3 separate regions of the Mus musculus genome follow, and regions 1 and 2 are each linked to region 3. A link is a contact called in ENCODE Hi-C or POLR2A ChIA-PET data. All regions are on one chromosome and are shown on one strand. Each heading gives the region's core, a stretch centred on a gene start or an enhancer-like site at or near the end of the contact. The rest is flanking DNA. Distances are from core to core; before and after follow the strand shown.

Region 1 (4,530 bases), core at 1,475-3,974, 730 kb after region 3:
ACGAGGTCAGAAGTCATCAGACCTCCTGGAACTGGAGTTACAGAAGGTTATGAACTGCATGGGAGCTGGGAATCAAACCTGGGTCCTCCATAAGAGCAGTCAGCACTGCTAGCTTAGCCATCCTCCAGCCTCAGAATTAGGTTTTTTAAACCAACATATTCCGAAGGGCTAATGCTGGCAGGCAGATCTCTGTGGTACTTACCCATAAACTAAATATCTGAGAAGCCCACTGACTTCTAGATTTTGAGAGTCTTTTTTCCGCTTCTCAATCGTCTGGGCCAGAAGGTTTCCAAGGGCTGACAAAATGCCGCTGTAGAGGAAGAGACAATCAGAAAATGAGCAGCAGACACAAGAGCCTGTCCCGCATGGCAGTAGCACGGCTGCTGTAAGATCTTCCTGTGTAGAGCCGGGTGTGGTGGTGCACACCTTTAATCCCAGCACTCAGGAGGCAGAGGCAGGCGGATTTCTGAGTTAGAAGCCAGCCTTGTCTACAGAGTGAGTTCCAAGACAGCCAGAGCCATACAGAGAAACCCTGTCTCGAAAAACAAAAACAAAAAACAACCACCAACAACAAAAAAAGATCTTGCTGTGTAGATCATGGGATGAGTCCCTATTGAAGTAACTTGCTAAGTTAGGTAAAGCCCCAGAAGATAGAGGCACTATGACCTAAAGTGAAAACCACAGATGAGCACAGTGAGACATCCACCTGCGGGGCTGTGTGCCTTCCAACATCCCCACAGCTGCTCCATTGAAGGCATGGATGTAAAAGGCAATAGGAGGGATCCTCACAAGGACATGGTCTGTGGGCTGTATTTAAGCAAATAACTCTATGTTGTAGTTTTGTTTTGTTTTGTTTTGTTTGTTTGTTTGTGTTTTTTTTGTTTTTTTGTTTTGTTTTTGAGACAGGGTTTTTCTGTATACCCCTGGCTGTCCTGGAACTCACTTTGTAGACCAGGCTAGCCTCGAACTCAAAAATCTGCCTGCCTCTGCCTCCCGAGTGCTGGGATTAAAGGCTTGTGCCACCACGCCTGGCTCTTAGTTTCTTTTTATGTTGCAAAATGAACAAAAACCAAACCAAACAAAAAATGAGACAAAGGCAACTTAAGAGAACAATGGCTTATTTCAGCTCCCAGTTAAAGGTTCAAGTCCATCAAGGCAGAGAAGTGAAGGCAACAGGAGGTTGAAGGATCTCCTCACAGCACACCCACAATGAAAAGAGAGAGAAAACGCGTGCGGTTCAGCTAGCTCACTTTTTCCACTTCCAGTCAGACACCAACTAGGAATGGTGGCGCCCCTAGTGGGCAGATCTTCCCAGCTCAAAGAAGATAATCAAGATAAGCCCCTCAGGCATGCTTAATTCCTAAATGTTATCAAGTTGACAACTAGCTTTAACCACCACAGCTGTCTTCTAAAAAGCTATAAATCCAAAACTTTTAGTATGGATCATAAGGACCCTCTTGACTTGACCCCTGGTTACCTCTTCCTATCTACTCTCCCTGGTCATTTTCTCCACCAGAGTCCTTCTCTTCACCCCTCCGACATTCTCTGAATTCTTCCCCCAGAACTTTTACACTTACTGTGCCCTGTAAACAACCGCTTCTCTTCTCTGTGCTTCTGACCAACGTCAACAACCCAGGAGAAATTTCCCTAACTGCTCTAAGTTATACATTTATCTGCCTTTTGCGGGGGTGGGGTGGGGTGGGGTGGGAAGATGGACTCGTTCTTCTTAGCTCCGAGAGAAGTCTATGCGCCTGTTCTGATCACAGCTATGTGCCCGCGCACAGGAAGCACTCTGCACACACTTATGGAAAAGCTAAGTTAATACAGAACCTACAAAATGCACTAATGGAAATGAACAGAAACAGGGATATCTCGTTAGGAAACCGAACGATGTAATTCAAAGGGCAGAGTTCACCAGCGACCGTGCCTGGGTTGCTCAGGGTTAGAATGTGTCCCTGACTCGCGGGTCTTCACAACACTCAGACTGCAAAGGCTAACTAATGCTTGGGACCCAACACACAAACAGCACTTACTGGCTAAGCAGAACGGGGTCGCACCTTAAGGAAGAACTCTGCCTTCCTCCACAGCAGTGGTTCTCAACCTTCTTATCGCTGTGACCCTTTAATAATACAGTTAGCTCCTCATGGTGTGGTCACCCCAACCATAAAATTACTTTCACTGCTACTTCTAAACTGTAATGCTGCTACTGTTGTGAATCATAACGTAAATATCTGATATACAGGATATCTGATACGTGACCCCCTGTACAAAGGTCGTTCAACCTTTAAGGGGTTCCCGACGTACAGGCTGAGATCCACTGCTGCTCGGGCAATATCTGAGCTGCTTGGTCTGCAGACGCCCCCTCTCTTAACCTCCCCTGCAGGAGAGTCTCCCCTGTCGGCACCCCTCCTTTTCACCCCACTTCCCAGTAGGCGCCCACCTGCTGACTGCTTTGGTGAGCACCGGGTAGAGCTTTAGGAGCAGCAAGTATTGGGCGAGCGCTCGCTTGGGAAGCGACCCGAGCTCGGATTCCACCCGCAGCCTGGACGCCGCAGGTGCCATCGCGGTCCGGATGTCTAAGTCGCCCCGGGCGCCCACCCAACAGCTAGGCAGTCGGGCACCCGGCCCGGGACACAGGGCACAGGGCGGGGACGGCCTGACATTTTCTGCCCTTCCTCCGCCCTCAGCGAGCCCGGCCGTCCCGCCACGCGCGCGGCCAGCTAGTGCACTCTTTTCCCCCGGTCCCTGCGACCCACCCTCTGCGCTCGCCGGAGGATTGGAGAGCCGAGGGGCGGGGCGGGGCGGGGCGGGGCGATGGGGGCGGGCCCCGGCTAGGTCCATCTGAGGCCGCGCCTTCTCATTGGCCGAAGCCGTAGCCTCGCGAGAGCACGTGGAGAGCGCGCCAAATTCTCCCCGGAGCCTGAGGGAGCTTTGGAGCGTCGCAATGGTCCTGAGGAACAGTGGACGGAGGCACCCCGAGCCGGGCGCGGATGGCGAAGGCAGCCGGTGAGAGCCGGTGTCCTGCTGCCAAGGCGCTGGCGGTAGCCGCGGCCGGAGCAAGCTTGGGCGGGCGCGGTGTCCGGGGGTTCAGGGGTGGGGAAAACAGCGGGCCCGGCGCGCGGCGCGGAGGACAGGGCGGGCTCCCGTCTTCGCCCTGTGTGGTTTCCGTAGTTTTTATTGAGATGCTAAACTCAACTCCGTGGCCCAGGCTGCTTCTCTAGAAATATCTGTGCCTGCCCTGTGACTTGACTAGGGGTGAACATCTATTCTCATCAGACAAGAAGGGAACGGGGAAAGTAAAGGAAGATTCTGTCTAGACCAGCTCGGCGAAGTAAACCAATTTATTAAACCAAAAGCCGAAACCCTTACGCATCACATCAGCAAGAGATTCTAGAGTATGGTGACAAAGGAAACTGATGTGGATATCGTATATAGAGATTGGTGACACTGTGGCAGAATAAGACTCTGTATCAGGGGCTGGTGAGATGGCTCAGTGGGTAAGAGCACCCGAGTGTTCTTCTGAAGGTCCAGAGTTCAAATCCCAGCAACCACATGGTGGCTCACAACCATCCGTAACAAGATCTGACTCCCTCTTCTGGAGTGTCTGAAGACAGCTACAGTGTATTTACATATAATAATAAATAAATCTTAAAAAAAAAAAAAAGACTGTGTATCAGAATGTGAGCACTCATTGAGTGGAAGCCCGGTTAGAGCTGAATAGTGATAGTGTTTTCCTATTATATGTGAAGCTCTGGGTTTGCTGTACAACACCTGCATAGCAGCCAGGGTAATTGACCTGGACCAGTAAGCGGTTCTTCAGTGACAGGTTCCTGAGAGAGTGATGGCCAGGGGGATGAGGAGGAGATGGAGAAGATAAGAGCATTCAGGATCAGGAGGTGTCACACAGAGTGATGGCTCATGCAAGCAAGTTTATTAGGAAGTACAGCATCTTTTTTTTTTTTTGATGTATTTACTTATTTTATGTATGTGAGTACTCTGTAGTTGTCCTGTCTTAAGACACACCAGTCAGATCACATTGTAAATGGTTGTGAACCACCATGTGGTTGCTGGGAATTGAACTCAGGACCTTTGGAAGAGCAGTCAGTGCTCTTAACCACTAAGCCATCTCTCCAGCCCCAAGCCATTTCTTCAAGCCCCCAAGTACAGTGTCTTACATAGAGGTTTTGTACCTCTATGGAAAGGTGGGTGGGACAGTGTCATAGAGCAGGTAGCAGCCTTGGGACAGAAAACCATAGCCCCTTAAGGATGAGAAGAGATGATTTCTTAGGATCCGGATCCACAGCGCCCTCAAGGCCCTGGTTCTCAGGCTATTACTTGCTCTACCAAGCTCATTCCTGATTTAGAAAAAGGAGCTATGTTCTTTTTCATACATCCAAGCCTCAGTCTAACAGTAACAATAGTTACTGTGTTGACTTCTTCATGTCCATGATGCCATGGAAAGACACGTGAGGTGGGCAGTACTCATACTGTTATGTTCATGCTAGACTTCAGTTTAGAGATGAGAGATGT
Region 2 (4,126 bases), core at 588-3,087, 580 kb after region 3:
GTAAGGCCTAGTAACAGTTTCCTGACTAGTGTGCCATTCATTATAAGCAAACTTTCTCATATGTTTTTTGTTTGTTTGTTTGTTTTGTTTTGTTTTGTTTTGTTTTGTTTCAAGACAGGGTTTTTCTGTATAGCCCATAGCCCTGGCTGTCCTGGAACTCACTTTGTAGACCAGGCTGGCCTCGAACTCAGAAATCCTCCTGCCTCTGCCTCCCAAGTGCTGGGATTAAAGGCATGCACCTGTTTTTGCTGTTAATAGGAAACTTTCTAATGCCAAGTTGATTACATAGTCTGTTATGTTCTATACCCTTGGAAACCAATTGTGTTAGATATCAGTAGAACTGTGTCATTTGCAATAAGCTTGGACCTGAACCAACCACTCAATAGCTCTTCCTGCACCTGTGTATAAACTTTCATGGTATAAGCTGTCCCTAGGATGAACCCCAACATAAGAGAGACACCTGCACCAATATAAGAAATTATTTGGAATAAGACTTTCATTTTGACTAGTGGCCGAGTAAAGTTTAAGTTCCTAAGGCCTATTGGGAATTGACATCCTACTTGGCAGAAAGAAATATGTACATGGGTACTGTGACAAGTTAGGACATGAATGTTAGGTAAGTCAAGTCCCTGCAAGTTGAGTACCCAGATCAATGGGAGCAGGGTACATATACAACAAAGACAAGTTCCTAAGTAAACCCTCTATCCCTAAATCCTGATTGGTGGAATAATTTAGCACAGATGTTTGTGGATTTTAGGCTTAAAAACTCTATATAATCTTAACTGGGGGGTGGGGGTGAGGGTCACAGTTCAGTTCCCAAATGTGAACAGTGGCCCAGCCAATCACATTAGAGATTACCTAATATCCACCCCCCAATAAGAAGGCCCACACACCCTTGACTGCGGACACCATTTCAAAAAATGTGACCCACATACTGCTTGTTTCTTCAGAATAAACGCTCTTTGTCTTTGCATATTATCTATGTCTGGGGTCTTCTTCGGCGATTTTCAGACCGGTACAAATCCATGTTCCCGGAGGCAGCCACTGCTACTTTTATATCCTTTCAAAAGTATTTGAGTAAATCTTTGTAGACATAGGCAAAGACGCATTTCCACATATATTTACAAATGTGTCTGTGTATGTGTTTTCTTTTTACAAAACAAACAAACAAACAAACAAACAAACAAACAGATGTTTAATACTTTTTTGAAGCTGTTCACCAGCAAAGACATTACTCCGAGCTGCTCAAGAACCACTGTGTGTGGACTTTGCTTCTCTGTCTTCAGTGACTTTCTTCCAGGGCATTGTTTTTGCCAGTGTTTCTCTCTCACCGGGGGGTCACCAACATGCTTGTAGCATACAACTCGGGAATGACACAAGATCCTAAGAAACAGGATTTAAAGATACCGCAAATCAGCCCTCAGAGACGAGTTACCTGTTTCTATTCTAATTGACATCTTAAATTATGCTCCTTGCGAAGGGCTGGCCCACTGTACCAAGCTTTCACATTTTGTAATCTGACGTGTGAAAATAGCACCTTATCTCGGAATTACAAGTGAGGTTTTAAGGACCTTCCGATCTATAAGTTACTCGGTCTTTTTTTTTTTTTGGCCCGAATCTAACATGGTGCCCTCCACAGCTACTTCCGTGCTTTTGCAGGAAGGTAAGTGCGCCTGCCTGCCAGCATCAAAGATGGCAACAAGGTGCACATTCTCTCATCTGCGCAGGCTCCGATCGCTCCGCCCCGCCCCCTCCGGATAGCCTTTTCTGGCACCGCTCTAGCCGTCGCTCTCGGTGGGCACGGCCGCCAGCCAATCACAGGGCGTACCGCTCTGCTCCCCTCCCCCTCGCCTCCCGTGGATCAGCTGGGGTACCCGAGATGTCTGTTGACAGCGGTGGCGGCGACTGTAAGGCCGGTTCCGGGATCCGCGCAGGGCGTGGGGTAAGCTGGCCGGCGGGTGGGGTCCTGGCTGGGGAGGCAGGCGGCGGCCAGGCTATAGCAGCGGTGCTGAGCGTTTTTTAAGTAGTCCCTGAGCCGGCGTTTCTGGGTCTCTGTAGATGTGAGTCCTATGGAGCTACACGGGGAAGAGCAGCCGCCGCCGCCGCAGGAACCCTGGGGGAGGCTTCTTCGTCTAGGCGCAGAGGAGGACGAACCCCAGATCCTTCTTTGGAAACGCGAGTGGACCATCGGAAGGAGGAGAGGTGCGGTGGCCAGAGTGGAGTGAGGACGAGGATAAAGGCTAAAGGGGTAGACAGGGATGAAGCATAGGGACCTAAAGTGGGTACCCAACTGAGAGGAGACCGAGGGCCTAGAACAGGATCGAAGACCTAGTCAGAGTGGGTTTAGATGGGGAAACCGACAGGGGGTTTGAAGTGGGAAAAGTACCCGGCTGGCGATACAGAAGCTACTGGAATTCGGGGGGTGTGTGTGTGTGCACTGTTTTTCAACCCCCCCCCCCCCCCATAAAATGGGCTTATTTATTTGTGCAGTTGCTCTTCTGGATGCTTGATGATGGATATCAGTCAGTTCTCAGTACAACTTTGTGAAATAGATCTGTAAATATATCCTTCGAAATACGATCTTGTCCTCATTACTGTACACTTCTCTTTCTCAATGAAATGCAATTAGAAATTATTAACAAAAGGAAAACTGAAAAAAGGTATGTAGAAATTTGACACCACTGTTAAAAGGTTGACGGGTGAAAAAAAATAAACCACAGGGACTTTAGAAAAAATGTTTTGTGACAAATGAGAACAAAGAATATGCTGGAAGACTAGGACACTGTTAAACCAGTGCTCTGAGGGCAACTTATAATGGCAGGGTTTCTATTTGAAAAGATCTCAAAGTCCCAGGAAATAGAATAATTTATTTAATGAACTTAGGAAACTGAGAATTTGAACAAAGTTATACACAGATCCCAACATCGATTGCTTTGGGTCAAGGACATACATTTCTTTTTTTCGTTTGTTTTTGTTTTTGTTTTTTTTGGGGGGGCGGTTATGAGGCAGGGTTTCTATGTATAGCCTTGGCTGTCCTGGAACTCACTCTGTAGACCAGGCTGGCCTCAAGCTCAGAAATCCACCTGCCTGTGCCTCCCGAGTGCTGGGATTAGGACATAGATTTCTATAACTTGTGTCCACCTTATTTTGCTAGGAGGATTGATAAAATCTTACATGAACTGCTTGTGTGTAACCTAGCTTTGGACTCGGAGAGAGCTTAGATGGTAAAGTGCTTGAGGACCTGAGTTCAAATCCCCAGAGCCTATGTAAAAAACTAAGTGTGGTGGTACATGACTAGTCCTAGTTGTGAGGAGGCAGAGACAGAAGGAGCCACGTTTGCTTGCTGGGACTACTTTTGCAGACTTCTTGAGCTCTAGGCTCTCATTGAGAGACCCTGTCTGCCTCTGCAAACATGATCATGTGCACATGCATACACATACATTAGAGAGCCTCTCACCATAATACACATATCAAGACACTGCATTGCATGTTAAAACAAAAAACAAAAACCTGCTTTCTAATAGAAATGCTTTTAATAATTACTTTCACTAACAATGTAAAGGTCACTGCACTAGTTTGCTGATACTATGTGGAAGGCTAAAACTAACCCCTGGAGGTTGTTCTCTGATCTTCACACTAAAAGTTTTACGGGATTTTAAATGGAATTGACTTTGAATGCCAGAGGAGAAGAAAAGTAGTGTCTTTTTTTTTTTTTTTTTCTTACTTTTTTTCTTTTTTGGTTTTTTGAGGCAAGGTTTTCCTGTATAACAGCCCTGGCTGTCTTGGAACTTCCTTTGTAGACCATGCTGGCCTCAAAGTCATAGAGATCTGCCTGCTTCTGCCTCTCAAGTGCTGGGATTAAAGGCGTGCGCCACCACAGCACAGAATCTTCTAACTCCTGCTTTTTTCTGTCTCCTCAAGCCAGTGTCACTGGCAGATACCCTCACCATGACTTTCTACAGCTTCCACTAGTTGTCAGTTACTTCCTCTTTCAGGGGCCTGGGTAGAACCTGTGAACCCAGCATCCATGGGGCCTTCCCTAGCTGGGCCATGTCTGTGTCTTACCTTTTCATGTACTCATCTTCTTCTTTGGTGCCTAAGTTGTGTCTGCGTGTTGGCTGGGTCT
Region 3 (4,293 bases), core at 1,268-3,767:
CCAGGTAGGAGTGGGCAGGCCAGGAGACAGTCACGTCCCCGTCTGGTGTCCAGAGCAGCGTCACATTCCAAGGTGGGCGGGGCTTCACTGCGGTGGGGAAGGTGGGGGTGGGAGGAGCTGCTGTGACCTCATTTGGCTTAATCCACACCCACCGAGAGTCTGGGTGTTGTGGCGGTGACATCACTTTCTGTCCCACCCCCGCCTGTTTCATGAAGGCCATGCCCATCGGGATGAGGGAAGGGGCGCACTTCAGAGAGCAGGACACGCCTACTTCCCATTCCTAAGAACCACTTTCTGTCTATGCTCCGCCCACCGGAGTCCAAAGGCGCAGCTGTGACATCATCAGAGCACTGCCTAACCCCTGGAGCCCAATTCCGGTATCAAAGACCAACTTCCCGTCTAAGCGCCGCCCAGTTCCTGTTTGCCCCACTCAGTGGGAGTTGAAGAGACATCATCAGGCAACTTCCTGCGTACTTCCGCCCAAGGCCCCGCCCCCTCCCTCCATGTCACGCCCACACCACTCACGCCAGGCGGACGCGCGCTGCCTAGCCTTAAACACCATGGCCCCGCCTCCGTCGCGCAGTGCCAGCTCCAGCAGCCCCGCCCTCGCCGCGGGGAGGATGCACCCGGAAGTGACACCAGCGCCGGACAGGAAATATCGCGGGCAGGGTTGCAGGGCGCCAGTGCCATAACTGCAGAGTCGGGGATTAAGGGGGAAGGATCAGCTGGATGGGAAGTGATGGACCAGAAGTCCCGCCCACGAGCATCTGAATTTCAACACCTCAAACAGAAAGTGATGGGCAGAAAGGAAGTACCGCTCCTTCCTGTCATTCATCAGAGTCTGAAAGGAAGTACCGTCCCTAATCATTTGTCAATCATTAATTAGACAGGAAGTCCCGCCCACTCTTTCAGGCGTTTAAAAGAATGAACAGCAAGTGAGTGAAGAGGAATGAGAGGAAATCCCGCCCCCTCCCATATATCATTCAATGATTCCGACAGGAAGTCACAGACCAGAAGTTCTGCCCCGCCCCCCTTCACTCACCGGAACTCCAGGCTCAAGTTGGCGCCGTGGTGGTCGGGGCCCGAGCCCCACGTGACCTCCACCGTCTCCAGGTCATGGCAGACGACTGTGACATCACCTGCGGGGGCAGGGCGGGGATCAGGGGAGCAGCCCGTGACGTCAGCGCGTTCCAGAAGAGCCATCGCAGCCATTTCCCTGACTCAGACCCTTGGCTAGGGCGCTGGGAGCAGGCCGGGCCTCATTTGCATATGCACTAGGCAGGGGAAGACAGAGGAAGACATTCTGGCTCGTACGCAAATATAGGGAATGAATATGTAAACGAGAGGCCCAAGAACTGTAGCGGTGGGCGACACCTCATTTGCATATTCACAAACAGAGAAAAGGAAAAGGATTGGGGGCTCATGAATATGGAAAGCGCTTCTCGAATATGCAAATGAGCAGCTAGCAAGTCGGAGCCTCATTTGAATATACATGATCGCAAAGAAAGCGGTAGGGAAGCGGGGCTCACCACTATGCAAAGCGACCAATGGATACACAAATGAGCAGGCAGTGAACCAGAGTGGAGATGGACTGGGGAAGCATTCTTTGCATATTCATGAGGGGAAAAGGATGGAAGACTTTGTGGCTGGTGCATATGAGAATAGCAGTATATGATGAGGAGCGGGCAGATTCAATTTCGGAGATCTGAGGTCTCATCTGCATATTCATGATCAGGGACGTTGGAGCAAGACGTTGAGGCTTGTGCATATGTAAATCGTGGGGAAAATATGCAAATGCATAGTGATCCATATGGACAGGGCATCAATTCTATATTCATGAGGGGATGGAAGACAGAAATACATCGCTCATGAATATGTGTATCTCCCGATGGATATGCAAATGAGAAGCGATGAGTGAGAACTCGGTAGGGGCGAAGCGTTATTTGCATATAAGCGGGAAAGCTGTATATGAATATGCAAAGAAGGAGCGGCCCAGAGGCCTTATTTGCATATTCAGGAGGAGGAGCGAGATTGTGGCGGCAGCACTATGCTAATGAGGTCAAGGCGGGGTTTAGGTCTCATTTGCATATTACTGAGGAGAAAGCGCCGAGCGTAGGGGGGGAGGGCGGGGCTCATGCATACGCAAAGATCAAAATGAATATGCAAACGAAGCGCTATCCGATCGCCCTTAGGAGGGCCAGAGGCCTTATTTGCATATTCATGATGGGACGAAAAGCAATGATGGGACGAAAAGCAACTTGGTAGCTCTTGCTCGGGCCCCGCCCACCGCGGCGATTGACAGGCAGCCCCGCCCCCGCTCACTCCTCACCCCGTGACGTCACCGCCGCCGCCGCCGCTGCCGCCGCAAGGAGCCGAGGCAGGAGGATGACCGCGAGTGCCCATGCCATGTCGCCGGCGGGGCCGCGGACGCTGCAGTGATTGACAGCTGGTTCGGTCCGAGCCGGTCCGAGTCGAGGGCGCCCAGGCCGCTTAGAGCCGAAAACGGGAAGCCGGGGGCGGGGGTTGGGGCGACGGGGCGGGGCCACGGCAATAAACGGATGCGGCGACTCACCGACATGGGCGTGGCCCGGCTTCCTCTTCCCATCAATCACCCGGATAGGGGGAAGCGGGGGGGGGGCGGGGGGGGGGGGGTGGACTCCGCGTGCGCCCCGACCACGCCCCTCGCGGCCTGTCCCCGCCCCCAAACCTCCAAGGCCCCGCCCCCGCCCATCTAATCTGCCCGGCTCTTGTGGTGCTTTTTAAGGCTTACTTGTAAATAATAAAAATTGTGTGTCTTTTATCCAAAAACAGAAGGGAGGTGTTGCTCCCATATGTCTGTTCCTCTCTACTTCTTTGTTCTGTCATTTGGTTGCACATTGACCTCACCAAGATGGAGGTGGCTGGCCATCGTGTGACTTTCTGTTCCAGGTCACTTCTGCTTCTCCCTTTCCCAGTCTCTAGGTGGCCCAGCACAAAAGTAAATCGCTTTGTTGAAACTTAAATGGTATGTAAATATTAGATAATAGTGAACATATCTTTTTCTTTGTCTTAACAAAAGTCGTACTTAATCATACAAAGATTTTAAGTAATATACAAATTTGAACTTACAAACAGGGCAGCACTGTGCATTGTTACACCAATTACTAAAGTTTGGTGGAAAATGGTTTCATTCATAAGGACACAAACCTGAAGATGTTGAGAACCGGGGATCTCAATTGAGAAATGGCTACCATCATATTGACCTGTGGTTTTGTGAGTAAGCCATGTACTTAATTAATGATTAATATAAGGTTACCCTACTTTCTGTGAACAGTGACACCTCTAGGTGCGTTGTTCTTGTGATTTTGAGGCCAGCCTGGTCTACAAAGTGAGTTCCAGGACAGCCAGGGCTACACAGAGAAACCCTGTCTCAAAAAACCAAAAAAAAAAAAAAAAAAAGAAAGAAAAGAAAGAAAGAAAGAAAAAAGAAAGGGCACTGCAGCCCTTCCAGTCGGCACCAGCTCCGGGTCACCTTGTGCACAAACTCTGCAGACGGTCCCATGGTCCCCAGAGGACTCTCCACACAATCTTAGGATCACTGGTGAGTGGAACAAAACATCTGTTCCTGCTGCAGACAAACCTCAATTGGGTCATCGATCTGCAGGGAACGAGGTTCCAGTACTTACAGGCAAGCAAGGAGTTGGCATGGATAACAAATAAATATGGACACAAGGGAGTGTGTATCTGGATTATTTTCTCAAAGCAAGCACCAGTCTTTTTGTTTGGTTGGTTTTTGTTTTTTGATTTTTTTTCGAGACAGGGTTTCTTTGTATAGCCCTGGCTGTCCTGGAACTCACTTTGTAGACCAAGCTGGCCTCAAACTCAGAAATCCACCTGCCTCTGCCTCCCCAGTGCTGGGATTAGAGGCGTGTGCCACCACGCTCAGCACCAGTCTTATAATACAGAAGAAAAACAAGAAAGCTGATGGATACATTCATCAAGGTACACTGTTTCTTAACACAAAACAAAGAAAATGCATACATAAAAAGATGGCGGGAGCCAGGCAGTGTTTACAACTGAGAATAGGAACAACCCTAATTAAGATCAGCTAAACACAGGAGCCAGGTGAATGCTCTGATGCAATGCTAGTCTATTGTTAAACCCACCACCAGGGCTCCTTTAGTAAATACCTGATTATCCTATTCCTCTGGGCCTAGTGAACAACTTGCACCAGGGGAATTCCATTTTACTAACCCTTTCATGAATAATACCGCAACCCACCTATTTCCTAGGCCATTGTGTATTCCTGTTTAT

The links. A loop is a pair of places that touch in the nucleus more often than their neighbours do. ChIA-PET counts read pairs that join two places held with the same protein, here RNA polymerase II (POLR2A).
Region 1: a loop to region 3 is called in a map of T-helper 2 cell, with 7 times the contacts of the local background. The contact joins the promoter of Pxmp2 here to the promoter of Crlf2 in region 3. A Hi-C loop is called at or near these places in 1 of 37 maps with a recorded cell type or tissue (T-helper 2 cell). POLR2A ChIA-PET finds 5 or more read pairs at or near these places in 1 of 5 experiments (embryonic stem cell).
Region 2: a loop to region 3 is called in a map of heart, with 3 times the contacts of the local background. The contact joins the promoter of Chfr here to the promoter of Crlf2 in region 3. A Hi-C loop is called at or near these places in 4 of 37 maps with a recorded cell type or tissue (Patski, heart and v-Abl transformed pro-B cells). POLR2A ChIA-PET finds 5 or more read pairs at or near these places in 2 of 5 experiments (Patski and embryonic stem cell).

The regions. Positions count from the first base shown.
Region 1 is chr5:110,283,444-110,287,973 of GRCm38, forward strand. Pxmp2 (peroxisomal membrane protein 2) reads right to left here and starts at 2,725. Exons shown (of 5, transcript NM_008993.2): 1 at 2,441-2,725; 2 at 203-310. The coding sequence starts at 2,562. Pole (polymerase (DNA directed), epsilon) reads left to right here and starts at 2,876. Exons shown (of 49, transcript NM_011132.2): 1 at 2,876-3,006. The coding sequence starts at 2,945.
Region 2 is chr5:110,133,993-110,138,118 of GRCm38, forward strand. Chfr (checkpoint with forkhead and ring finger domains) reads left to right here and starts at 1,838. Exons shown (of 18, transcript NM_001289577.1): 1 at 1,838-1,942; 2 at 2,059-2,202. The coding sequence starts at 2,070.
Region 3 is chr5:109,556,476-109,560,768 of GRCm38, forward strand. Crlf2 (cytokine receptor-like factor 2) reads right to left here and starts at 2,518. Exons shown (of 8, transcript NM_016715.4): 1 at 2,330-2,518; 2 at 1,043-1,139; 3 at 526-692; 4 at 1-87. The coding sequence starts at 2,408.